2 separate regions of the Mus musculus genome follow, and region 2 is linked to region 1. Evidence: chromatin contacts called from ENCODE Hi-C or POLR2A ChIA-PET data. All regions are on one chromosome and are shown on one strand. Each heading gives the region's core, a stretch centred on a gene start or an enhancer-like site at or near the end of the contact. The rest is flanking DNA. Distances are from core to core; before and after follow the strand shown. Region 1 overlaps Kalrn (kalirin, RhoGEF kinase). Region 2 overlaps Kalrn (kalirin, RhoGEF kinase).

Region 1 (2,872 bases), core at 127-2,626:
ATGATGAAATGTTGCTGGGTCCAATCTTAGATAGGTCTTGTCAGATAACCATAGCTGCTTTGAGTTCATGGGTGCAAGAGCCATGAAACAATGGAAGCCCAAGAGATGATGTTCTGCAACATTGTATCCCATCTTCCAACCCTTGCATTCTTTCTAACCCCTCATTGGTTGTGTTCCCTGAGCCTGAGAGTGGGGCTGTATGCAATGTAAGTGCCCTGAGGATCAGCGGAAGCTACAAGGGAAACAACAGAGATCAAGGTCAAGGCAGACATCCAAGGTCAAGGCGGGCATCCATAACACAAGCATGAAAGGCAAATGTCAACTACCCAAGGTGCCTGACCATGCCGGCCTCTGTGGTTTCTAGAAAGAAAGGCTTCGTTTAGTAGTCTTTGAAAACTTTAGTTCTAAGACACAAGACACCAAGTTCTAATAGTGCCGATCATCGAGGCGGTAGAGCAAAAGGCTGTGGCCTGGTCTTAAACAGTCTGCGCTTGAGAATATCCATCACTGACTCTCTTAGCTGCTACATTTCAACAGAAGCCAAACAGAGGCAGGAAGGAACATTCCAGGGAAATAAATGAAAGCAAATGTGGTACCCAAGAGGAGAAATGAAAGAGAATATTAAAGCCTTATATATTGTCGAACGGTGACATCAGCCTTCTCCCCCACTCCCTAAACTGAGCAACAGTGTCAAGGGTCAAACAGGGATCTGTTGCCAACACTAGAATTAAACGCACAGACAGCATCTTCCAGCTTGAGAGAGACAACTGCTTTCCACTTGACGTAAAGGTGTTTACAGAACACGTAATCAACCATGGAAACTGTTATATCCAGAGCAGCAGTATAGGCTAAAAATAAAGAAAGGTCGAGGAGGGTTTAGCTACATTTATAGATACAGGATCTGTAACCTGTTATTAAGGAAATTAGAATGTCGGGTGCTGAGGCTGGACAAGCCAGTGGACAGGCAGCTTCCCAGCGCATGTCCCTTGGTGCCATCACCAGAGACAGGCTCCGGGACAGATGGACCTAGCTGGGGATGGATATGATTAGTACCTTTAACTCCCCATCTTCCTCACTGTCCTGGTGTGGCCTTTATTCTGTGGCCTGTAGGCTGGTGGGAAGGTGAGTGCCAGGCTCAGTGAGCAGGCCTACACCACTGCCTCCAGGGTGTGTGGCACAATCAGCTTGGCATGGGCCAATCAGTCCACAGGGTAAAGGGCCTCTGAGGAGCCCAATGTGTCACACAGGAGGATCTGCAGTTCCCTCTTGACTTTGTATGAACAAAGAAGCCGGGTTATGTCTTGGAGAGGACTCTGGGACAGCTTCAGAAACTGGCACGGTGGCAAGGAAAAAGAGGGCCCGCTAAGCTCTTATGGTGGGCAGCCTGCCTGCAATGATGGAGTTGGCTCTCCTGCTTATAGCAATTTCAGAGTGATCCCCTAGGTCTCGGATGCCAGGGCTGGATACAGGGATCTAACTTAGGGCAACCAGGGCAACCAACCTGTCATCATTGTTGTCTCTGGGGAAAGAGACAGTGACTGCCAGTTTGTCTCCACAGTAGAGACGTCTGTCCTACCTGTGGTTCAGGGTCATAACATGCAGCATATGAAAAGGAACTGAAACAAGGAAGGAGCAAATACAAGTCCCTATAACTGTCCATTTCCTTACAGAAATGCAAAGAGATTCAAATAGACAGCTTACTGTAGAGGAAGGCCACTGTCCCAGTCATGCCCATAAAATGCCCTTCCTGTAAGCACACTCTCACTCTCCCTGCATATTACTCATTATATGGCATTGTAATTAATGTCTTACTTGCACATAGAAAATCAAGCATCTACTATATTATATACTGAATACTTGGAGAGGCTGGAGAAATGAGGACGAGGAAGAGTCTCAGACCTCCATAGTCTAACCCACACTGAGAGTTCTGACAGATGGACCACATGGACAGGCAGCTGTGAAGTGGGAGGGAGATAGAAAAGAAAGACTACAGCAAAGGCAAAGCTGAGTCAAACTATCCCTCGGTATCCTGGGGGACTGGCTCAGGAATCCCTGGGATCCCCAAATCCAGGGCGCTCAGATCCTTTTAAAATGCTTAGTGTTTCCACAACTACATTCACCCTCCTATATAGTTAACTAATTTCTGCATTATTTATATAGCGAGTATAATGTAGATGCTATACAGGGATTGTTACACTGTCTTGCTTAGGGAACAAGGAAGAAAAAAGTCAATACATATTCAGGGCAGATGTAATTTCTCCCCAAAGAGCTTTGATCTGAGGTTGGGTGAATCTACAGAAAAGGAACCCAAGGATGTGAAGAACTGGCTACTCTAACAAGTTAAAGACAAACAAACAAACAAGCAAACAAACAAAAGAGAGAGAGAGAGAGTTCACTGGATATAGAAACTGAGGAACATACATTCCTAGTAGGAACTGCACTGTGAGAAAGGTTATGGAGTGAAACCATGTGAGGTGAGCTAAAAACCTGTTGCAGGTAGAGTTGGATATGTGAGGATCTGGACTGGCAGAAGACAGTGCTAATGAATGGTGTGTGCATGTGTGTGTGTGTGTGTGTGTGTGTGTGTGTGTGTGTGTGTGTGTGTGTTAGTGACCTGGGATGGGTGCTAGTGTGTGGGGGAGTGCTAGTGTCAGGGGTGCTGGTGAGCAGGGGTAGATACCAGTGAGCTGGGGTAGGTGGGTACCACAGAAAGAAGGCAGGAGCATCAAGGTTGGAACCTGGAGATGCATAGAAGAGATTCTAAAGACCCTTGTCCGTGGCAGTAAGCAGGAGAATGAGACTGGATGTAAGTTTTAGAAAGATCACTCTCAACACTCTAAAGAGCTTTTAATGCCACATCTCTGACAGGACA
Region 2 (2,872 bases), core at 241-2,740, 36 kb after region 1:
GATCACAGGGTCAGCAGATGTCAGGGCTAATACTCAAGGCTTGTCTGAAGGGCTTCAGAGTCTACGCCTTCCGTGGTTTGGGGTTCCACTCAGATCAAGGAACAGAGAGGAATGAAAGTAACCCAACCTATTATCTCTACATAGAAGATGAATTTAAAAATACCTCCATGGAACTGTGAATTAGGAAGAGGTCTGAAGATTTTCAAGTCTGATAGAATGGAAATTGCATAGAACTTTCCCCTCTTTATTTAATGGAATAATTCATTTTAAGAATCATAAAACAATATTTATAAGGCTTTCATGAGCTCATATGAAGCCTTCATCTCTCAGACCTATTTTCCACCATTAGACACCTCAACTTTGAAACCTTCTATCACGTGGTTATGCAGAAACAGCCTTTGTGGTTGGGGAACAGAAATAGTTCAACAGTGGCATCAGGAAAAGCTCTCTCCAGGGCTCAGAGGCCAGTGACTTCCACAGTCCACTCTAGCTCGCCCCAGCCACAATGAAGCCTGACACACCGAAAGGCTCCTACTCATTTAGGGCTTTCAATCTGCCTCCCCAATTTCAAAAAAGGGATCTCAATATAGAATTTGAATCTACGGCACAGAGCACAGAACCACATATACCCACTCCATTTATCCTACTGATAAAGGCTTAGACAAAGACCCTCTCAAGTGTGCTATTGTTCTCTTTGATAATGTACTGTTGGGCTTGGCAGGGGTGCAGATATGCCCTCTTTCCTTTCTTTTATCTTTATTAAGCTCAAAGCTAAAATATAGTGAACTGAGCTGAAGAGAAGGCTCAGTGGGGGAAGTGCTGGCTGCACAAGCATGAGGACCCGAGTTCAAATCCCAACAACCCTTATAAAGCTAAGCACAATGACAAACATCTGTAACAGCAGTGAGGGCGAGGCTCAGGGGCAGATAGCCTTGTATGTGTAGCTGCAAACGACACAAAGACCCTGCCTTAAACAAGGTGGGGACTGAGGACAGATACCTGAGGGTACCCTCTGACTTTGAAATGCGTGCCACGGTGCATATGCCCTTACAGATATAAACGTGTATACGTACACAGACACGAGCATGCATCATGTGCATAAATACATAAAAATAAAAAGATATGTGACAATTTTAATTTAAAGTAAAGGACCCAACAGACTAACACAAATTTTGTCTGTTTTGTTCTGTTTTGTTTTGCAGTACTGGGGATTGAGCTCAGGGCATGGTGCGTGCTAAACAAATTCACTATATCACTGTTTTACCACTGAGCTACATCCTCAGCCACACATAGCTTTAATAGCCATGCTGGGAAGGAGTCGGAGAGAGAGAACCCATGCTTCAAAAAAAGGCTTTTGCCGACCTGTAAACACACACACACACACACACACACACACACACACACACACACACACACACACACGGGTTAGGTCTAGCCTCCGGGTCATTTTCCTAGGTAAGACCAGACCCTGGCTGTGGTGCTGCAGGGGAAGACAGGTAGATCAGGCAGGGTTCTGGAAAGGCTGTGACAGCTTGGAGCTGCCTCCTCAAGAGACGCAATACTATTTTAAGAGATAAACAAGTGTGGCTGTGGTTAAAGATAATCACAGTCAGATGTTGGCAAAAGTAGAGAAACATTTCTAGGCCTGTGCTATTTAGGGTATGAAAATGTGTGTGTGTGTGTGTGTGTGTGTGCACTAGGCAATGCTTATGTTTAGAGCTTTGGTGGCAACACATTTACAGATACAAATAAAACTAACACCCTACACAAAGGCTGCTTCTGGGAGTGCTACCCCATTCTAGGGCTAAAAGAAGACACCAGGGAGCTGTATTAATACGATTCTACTGTAGTGATAAAAAACGAAAGAACATCACCCAGAAGTGAAGTTCATCTGGGCAGCATAGTAATTCTAGAGAGAGGAGACTTCAGAGAAGCCAGGACTCAACTCATTTAGCCACCTGCTCTGGGAAGAATGGTTTCATGACTGCGAGCCTCAGTGTTCTCATCTGAGAAATGAGTAGGCTGAACCACAGAGCCGAAGGGCAGCAGATACTGCAGTGCACACCATGCATTGTTGTCTGTCTGTCTGTCTTTGCTAGGGAAGTTCCTTCCTTACCCAGGCCTCCGTGCCCTTTGTGCTATGTCCTTGGTTTCTTAGGTAAAGAGCACCAGCCCTGACCCTCCAAGACCCAGGCCTTTTGTCATGACACCACTGTAAACAAAGTTCTCCCCCTCTACCTCTGTCCTTCTGTCCTCTGAGCACCATGCAGGAAAGATGGACATGTCTCAGTGATTCCTAAACTACCCCTGTTTCCCATCAGACCCAGGCTGACATTCACTGTGGAGGGCATCTGCTGGCTGTCTCCCCAGCATGCCTGCTCTTCATAAGCGCTCCCCAGACTTCCTGGCTCTGAGAGGTGAAACCCTGCCTGCTCAGTCTCTACCCCAGCAGTGTGTCCTGCAATAACACAGACATCTCACTCTCTGGACTAGAAGGATTAACTTAAGGAGGACGATGGGATACAAATTAGATGGCCCCCAGAAATCCAGAACGTCTTCCCCCTCACTAAACACGAAGCTGTAAGCCAACTCCAGAAAGTGTGGTGGCGCAGGCCCTTAATCTCAGCGCTCAGGAGGCAAAGACAGGCGGATCTCTGTGAGTTCGAAACTGGCTTGGTCTACAGAAAAGACTTCCAGACCAGCTAGTGCTACATAATAAAACCTTGTCAAAAAAAAAAAAAAAAAAAAAAAAAGACTAATTTAACCAATAGTACATTCACACGAAGAATCAGGTTTCTTTGTTTTGTGTGTGTGTAAAGTGAGAAATGTGGTTATTAAATATAATAAGCTCTAGTTGGCCCATCTAGTTCTG

Evidence for each region. A loop is a pair of places that touch in the nucleus more often than their neighbours do. ChIA-PET counts read pairs that join two places held with the same protein, here RNA polymerase II (POLR2A).
Region 2: a loop to region 1 is called in a map of left cerebral cortex, with 6 times the contacts of the local background. The contact joins two enhancer-like sites. A Hi-C loop is called at or near these places in 7 of 37 maps with a recorded cell type or tissue (heart and left cerebral cortex). POLR2A ChIA-PET finds 5 or more read pairs at or near these places in 3 of 5 experiments (Patski and embryonic stem cell).

The regions. Positions count from the first base shown.
Region 1 is chr16:34,041,603-34,044,474 of GRCm38, forward strand. The region is part of intron 37 of Kalrn (kalirin, RhoGEF kinase); the gene reads right to left. Among named protein-coding and RNA genes, the nearest start is that of Umps, 76 kb to the left of the region's middle. Within about 2 kb of position 1,377, at least 1 of the 3 ENCODE cell types and tissues checked has a DNase peak (open chromatin) inside an H3K27ac peak, as active enhancers do.
Region 2 is chr16:34,077,306-34,080,177 of GRCm38, forward strand. The region is part of intron 34 of Kalrn (kalirin, RhoGEF kinase); the gene reads right to left. Among named protein-coding and RNA genes, the nearest start is that of Gm41448, 41 kb to the right of the region's middle. Within about 2 kb of position 1,491, at least 1 of the 3 ENCODE cell types and tissues checked has a DNase peak (open chromatin) inside an H3K27ac peak, as active enhancers do.